Regions from separate parts of the Homo sapiens genome. Here region 1 is linked to region 2. Evidence: chromatin contacts called from ENCODE Hi-C or POLR2A ChIA-PET data. All regions are on one chromosome and are shown on one strand. The core of a region is the stretch at or near the end of the contact, and the rest is flanking DNA. Distances in the headings are between cores, read along the strand shown. Region 1 holds the start of PDRG1 (p53 and DNA damage regulated 1). Region 2 overlaps TTLL9 (tubulin tyrosine ligase like 9).

What was found. Hi-C counts contacts between places; a loop is a spot of excess contacts on that map. ChIA-PET counts read pairs that join two places held with the same protein, here RNA polymerase II (POLR2A). Pooled maps may share reads with other maps.
Region 1: a loop to region 2 is called in a map of B cell, with 9 times the contacts of the local background. The contact joins the promoter of PDRG1 here to the enhancer-like site in region 2. A Hi-C loop is called at or near these places in 17 of 168 maps with a recorded cell type or tissue (B cell, CD4-positive, alpha-beta T cell, CD4-positive, alpha-beta memory T cell and 11 more), 16 of 37 single-sample maps with no recorded cell type and 18 of 50 pooled maps. POLR2A ChIA-PET finds 5 or more read pairs at or near these places in 19 of 52 experiments (A549, CD8-positive, alpha-beta memory T cell, Caco-2 and 13 more).

The regions. Positions count from the first base shown.
Region 1 is chr20:31,950,213-31,953,351 of GRCh38, forward strand. PDRG1 (p53 and DNA damage regulated 1) reads right to left here and starts at 1,834. Exons shown (of 5, transcript NM_030815.3): 1 at 1,663-1,834; 2 at 100-175. The coding sequence starts at 1,749.
Region 2 is chr20:31,893,483-31,896,572 of GRCh38, forward strand. The region is part of intron 3 of TTLL9 (tubulin tyrosine ligase like 9); the gene reads left to right. Among named protein-coding and RNA genes, the nearest start is that of TTLL9, 24 kb to the left of the region's middle. RefSeq lists an enhancer at 1,604-1,653. Within about 2 kb of position 1,794, at least 14 of the 41 ENCODE cell types and tissues checked have a DNase peak (open chromatin) inside an H3K27ac peak, as active enhancers do; they include B cell, GM12878 and heart right ventricle, where a contact is called at or near this core.

The DNA.
Region 1 (3,139 bases), core at 584-3,083, 57 kb after region 2:
GCTGTGACCTCCTGCCTGATCTCTATCAGGAACAAGGTAAAGGCCTTAAAGGAAAACGGAACAGGCCTCCAGGGCTGCACTGAGAAAATTTCAACTTACCAGAGAGGCTGAGATCCTTCTGCAGGGCCCTCAGGCCCTCTCGATTCTGATTCCTTTTAGTGTCCAGGTCCACAATCTGAAAACCACAGGGACAGGAGGGAACTCAGCTATCTCTTGCCCCAAGCTGTCACCTCTTGACAGACAAGGGTTGCAGAGGCAATGCATTATTCCTGATTACATTCAACGTCCTGCCTAAAATGGATTGATGTGTGAATGTATTTCTTCTCTCACTCAGCTTCCTGGTCTTAAAGACAATGCTTTGTGCAGCTGCCCTCTCCCCAGAAAAGATGCTGAGAAAACATGTGCTGACTAAATGGGAAATTCTGCATTATCCACTCGAACTTTAGGGCATATCAGAATCACCAGGGGAGTGGAAACCCTTCCCCTACACACTGTGATTAAGCAGGCCTAATGTTTATTTTTGGACAAACTTCTCCAGCTGATTCTGAACTAGTAATATGAGAAACCCAACAATACTAGATTGGAACAGCAGGATTGGGGGCACTGAGACAGTGGTAACAACACAATAGCTACTAAGGAAGTGACGCAGTAGTACAGTATACTGCACGAGTGCTGGTTCTGGATTTGGAATACCCAGGTTCGAATCCTGCTATCTGCCTCAAGCTGTGTAATTTCACCTTCCTATTTACTCCTCCTCAAAATGGAGCTACGGACAGTACCTACCTTACAGGTTATTGAGCCAGCAATTAAATGACTTAACACAGTACCTGGCACATAGTAAGTAGCTGATAAACTTTAACTGCTCTTATTCTCATCCAGCACACCCTGATCCAGTACTTAATTTGACAGGATCTTGCCCAAGTTTTCCCCTTCTCAGTAAATACCTGACCCTTCTAACTGGAGATGAGAGGGAGTCACGACTCCCCCGGCTCCACTACCACGGCCTACTGAGTCTGTCTCCAAAATACATTTCTGACCCCTTCACTTCTCTCCACCACCACTACCTAGTCCAAATCCATCTCTGGTCTGGACCATACCAATGGCCCCTCACCCATCTCCCTGCCTCCGCCCTTGCCCACCTATATTCTGTATTCCACACAGCAGCCAGGGGGGATCCTTTTAAAACCTAAATCCAATTACGTCACCCTCCTTCCCCCAGGAACTCCCCTCAAAAACTTGGCACTTAAAACAAGACACCCCATAAACAGGGCGCCACCTTCCCCCACGTCCCCACCCCTGCCCGGTCACAAGGCCCCCTCAGGCTTCTTTTCGGTTCCAGCTCTCCCCTGAGGGCCTTTACAGGGCGGTGCCCCTAGATCAACCATGGGGCCGGGAAGTGCATTTTGAAACAGGTGCTCAGGGAAACGGCCCAGAGCATGATGGGTCGAGATCCACAGAGCATGGCAAGGGGCAGAGAAAGGATGAAGAGAGAGGAATGTCCAGCATAGCGCAGGCGCTCACTTAGTAGCGGCCGAATATTTATCGGCCCAGGTCTGTCGCCTCGGAGCCGTTAACCGCCTGTCCAGGTCAACTCACTGCGACCCCGCGCGCTTTCCCACGGCGCCGGCCGCCAGGCCCCAGCGCCGCGGAGGGGCCTCTCACCTGCCGCTTGTCCGCCAGCACCTCCTCGGCGAGCTCCTCCACTTCTACAAGGTACCGCAGCACTCGCTCTGCCTCGGGTGATAGCATAGCGCCCACCAACTCCGCTTGCGGCTCTCGCGCGACCCCGGGATCTCCGCTTCGACTCCCGCTGCGCACGCGCCGCTCTCTAGGTGCTTCCGGCGCGCCTGCGCAGTTAAAAGAACGGTGGTGCGCAGGCTCTAACACTAGTGCGCCAGCCGGCTGCGAGAGGCGGGGCCTAGCTTTGGGGGCGGGGCTGGAGCGCCCTCTGCAGGCTCAGAGAGCTCAGTCCTCGGGCTGCCTCTGACCCGTTACTCCCTCGGTTCATGCTTCTTGAGCACTTATTATGTGCCAAGCAGTTTTATGTGCTTAGGATGCAGCAGTGAACACAACAAAATCCCTGCCCTCATGGAACTTCATCCTAGTGGGAAACACCGACAATTAATGGCAAAACAATTATATACCGTGGCAGGTAGTGATTAGGATCTGGGAAATATTATTCTTCCCCTGGCTAAGAAACACCAAGAAGGCCCATGTGGCAGTGTGACTTATGTTTAATCTCTGACACTTTCAGTTTCTAATTTATAAAAAGGGGGTGAATAAAAATCCGCCTCAGTGTCTCTCCACAGGATCGGAAGGAAGCAGGAATCAGCTGGGCGCAGTGGCTCATGCCTGTAATCCCAGTACTTTGGAAGGCCAAAGCGGGGGGATCACTTGAGCCCAGGAGTTCGAGACCAGCTTGGGCAACACAGTAAAACCTCCGTTTCTACTAAAAATACAAAAAAAAAAAATTAGCTGGGTGAGGGGGGGCGCGCCCGTTGGTCCCAGCTACTCAGGAGGCTGAGGCGGGAGGAGCACCTGCATCTGGGGAGTCGAGGCTGCCCTGAGCTATGATGGCACCACTGCACTCCAGCCCGGGTGACAAAACGAGACTCTGTCTCAAAAAACAAAGGAAGCAGTAATCACTTTTAATTCCGTTTAACCAGAGTTCACTTGAGCCCCTGTGTTGGGCCCAATGTCCAGAGTAGCTGGCCTATACATAAGGAAGGGACTTGAAAACTATGGGCAGTAAGCAATGAAGTGCTAGCTCAGAAAAGCAGGTGGGTGTGGGTGGTAGGATTGGGAGGACTTCCCAGAGAAGGCAGGCAGGTGGAAAATGGTTACCATCAGAACCAGAGGGTTCCCACGAGGTCTTCACGCCCAAACTCCTCATTGGATAGCTGGAAAAAACAAACCTCAGAGAGAGGCAAGGCTTTGAAAAGAAGGTGAGGGGTGAGCCATGTGGATGCCTAGGAGAAGAGTGTTCCAGGCAGAGGGAACAGCCAGCGTATGTGGAACAGAATGGGCGGGGGGGAAGCAGGCAGGAGGTCAGAGGGAAGGAGGCATTGAGCCCACATGGCTGTAAAAGGCGCTGGGAAAGGACTTTGAAAGTCTAAAGAGCAGAACCGATATTATCACT
Region 2 (3,090 bases), core at 544-3,043:
ATTTCTCCATGTTGGTTAGGCTGGTCTTGAACTCCTGGCCTCAGGTGATCCGCTTGCCTCAGCCTCCCAAAGTTCTGGGATTACAGGCGTAAGCCACTGCGCCTAGCCAAAGTCAGCTGTTCTTGTCTTCCACTCCCACTCTCCACCACCCTCACCCCTCTATGCGATGTGTCTTTTTTCCTCAGGCTTTTTTTTTTTTTTAAGACTGTTCTGTTTTTCAGCAATTTGACTATGGTTTACCTGGGTGTAGTTTACGTTGTGTCTGTCTTGCTTGGGGTTAATTGAGCATCTTGGATCTGTGAGTTGATAATTTAATCAAATTTGGAAAATTTTTTAGCCATCATTTCTTCAAAAAATATTTTCTGTCCTATCTCTTCCCCATCTCTTTCTTGAACTTCAGTTATATGTATGTTAGACTGCTTGATATTATCTCACGAGTCACTGAGGTTCTGTTCATGTATAAATTTTTTCTCTAATTCAATTTGAACAATTTCAATTAGACTGTTTTCAAATGTACGGTTTTTCCTTCTCAATGCCTAGTCTCTTGTTAAGCACATCCATTGAACTTTCAATTTCAGATATTATAGTTTTCCCTTCTAGAATTTCCATTTGGTTCTTTTTTTTTTTTTTTTTTTTTTTGAGACAGGGTCTTGCTCTGTCACACAGGCTGGAGTGCAGTGGTGCGATCATGGCTCACTGCAGCTTTAACCTCCTGGGCTCAAGTGATCCTCCCACCTCAGCTCCCCAGGTAGCTGGGACTACAGGCACGTACCACCATGCCTGGCTAATTTTAAAACTTTGTGTAGAAATGGGGTCTCACTGTGTTGCACAGGCTGGTCTTGAACTCCTGGGTGATCCTGCCACCTCAGCCTCCCAAAGTATTGGGATTACAGGTATGAGCCACTTGGCCATTTGGTTCTTTTCTGCAGTAACTCATCTATTCACACATTGTATCCATCTTTTCCCATAAATCCTATAACATATTTATAATAATTTTTAAATTTCTTCTCTAATGATTCTGATAACTGGGTCATTTATGGGTTTATTTCAGTTGGCTCTTTTTCCTCTTGATTATGTATTACATTTCCCTGCTTTGCTATTGCATGTGTTATATTTTTAGAACTGCACTCTGGATATTGTGTATGAAAAACAATTGTATATCATAATTTTTTAGTCTTTATATACATATACATATATACACATACATACACACACTTTATATATATATACATGTATATACACACACACACACACACACACACATACGTACACACACTTTATAGAGTATGCGAGCTCCTTCCTCTGACTAGCAGGTTTAGGGGCTGATCATTCAGATTCCTCCTAAAGCTGAGTTGAACATGGGTTGGGCTGCAGCTTTAATTAAATTGCGTGTACTCCAATCCAACCTCCTTCACTGCCGTCTTGAGCTTGTTAGTATTTGAGCTATGTGGGGCTGCAGTGCTGATTATTGTTTAATTTATTTTTATTTTTAGAGACAGTGTCTCACTATGTTGCCCAGTCTGGTCTCCAACTCCAGTTTTTCATCCATCAACATAAAAAAATAGAGACAAATCTCCAAGTAAAAAGGTTTTATTTGGGAATAATATACAAGAAGTAGAACTGCAATCCAGGATGTCCACATAGACTAGGGCAGCCCCCAGCATGTCTGAGAACAAAGGAAAAGTTTAGGGTTCTCTTGGGGAAAGAGGAGATTTACGTAAGTTGTTTCAAAAGAAAGTTCATTGGCGCTAGCAGTGTTTTTTATGAGAGCTGGCGAGTTCAGTAGCAGATTGGTGAGTGTCAGTAGTTGCTAGGTAGGACTTGGAGTCTCGGAGTTCTTGTTAGGCCCTTGCAGTTTTGGATTGGGCCTGAGAAACCGTGTCAGGCTAGTGTTCCTGTGTTAGCTGCTAGCTGCCCTTGTGCTGTTAGCAGTACTCTTGTCTCATGTGGGAAGCTGTGGTTTGGAAAATGTTCTTGTGAAAGTTCTTATTATCTGGCAAATCATGCATGAGACTCCTCCCTTCATGACCTTTCCTGGCTCTGTATTTTTATTTTTTTACTTTTTATTTTTTGAGATGGAGTCTCACTCTGTAGCCCAGGCTGGAGAGCAGTGGTGTGATCTCGGCTCACTGCAGGCTCTGCTTCCCAGGTTCCAACGATTCTCCTGCCTCAGCCTCCCGGGTAGCTGGGATTACAGGCACATGCCACCATGCCCGGCTAGAAGCTGGGAAAGGCAAGGAAACAAATTCTCCCATAGAGCCTCCAAAAGGAATGCAGCCATGCCAACCCATTTCAGTCCCTCTGCCTTCTGGAACAGTAAGGTTATTCATGTATTTATTTATTTATTTATTTATTTATTTATTTATTTATTTATTGAGACAGGGTCTCGCTCTCTTGCCCAGGCTGGAGTGCAGTGGCACAGTCTCGGCACACTGCAACTTCCATCTCCCGGGTTCAAGCGATTCTCCTGCCTCAGACTCCCCAGTAGCTGGGATTACAGGCACCAGCCACCATGCCCGGCTAATGTTTGTATTTTTAGTAGAGATGGGGTTTCACCATGTTGTCCAGGCTGGTCTGGAACTCCTGATCTCAGGTGTTCTGCCTGCCTCAGCCTCCCAGAGTGCTATGATTACAGGCATGAGCCACTGCGCCCGGCCTGATTTTTTTGTATTTTTAGTAGAGACGCGGTTTCACCATGTTGGTCAGGCTGGTCTCCAGCTCCTGACCTCAAATGATCTGCCCGCCTCAGCCTCCCGAAGAGCTGGGATTATAGGCGTGAGCCACCTAGCCCGGCCCCCTGGCCCTATTTTGCCAGGGTTTGACACAAGTGATTCCATTTTGAATCTGACAACTTTCACACACCACTAATTATAATGTTAGCTCGAGTTTTTTTAAGATGCTTTTATCAAGTTGATGAAGTTCCTCTCAGAGTTTTTAAATGAATGAGTGTTTAATTTTTGTCAAATGCCTTTTCTGCATCAATTGATATAATCATGTGATTTCTCCATTTTAGTCTGTTAATATGACTGATTACATTGTTTTTTTTGTTGTTGTTTTGGTTTTTTTTGAGACAGTCTCTCTCTGTCGCCC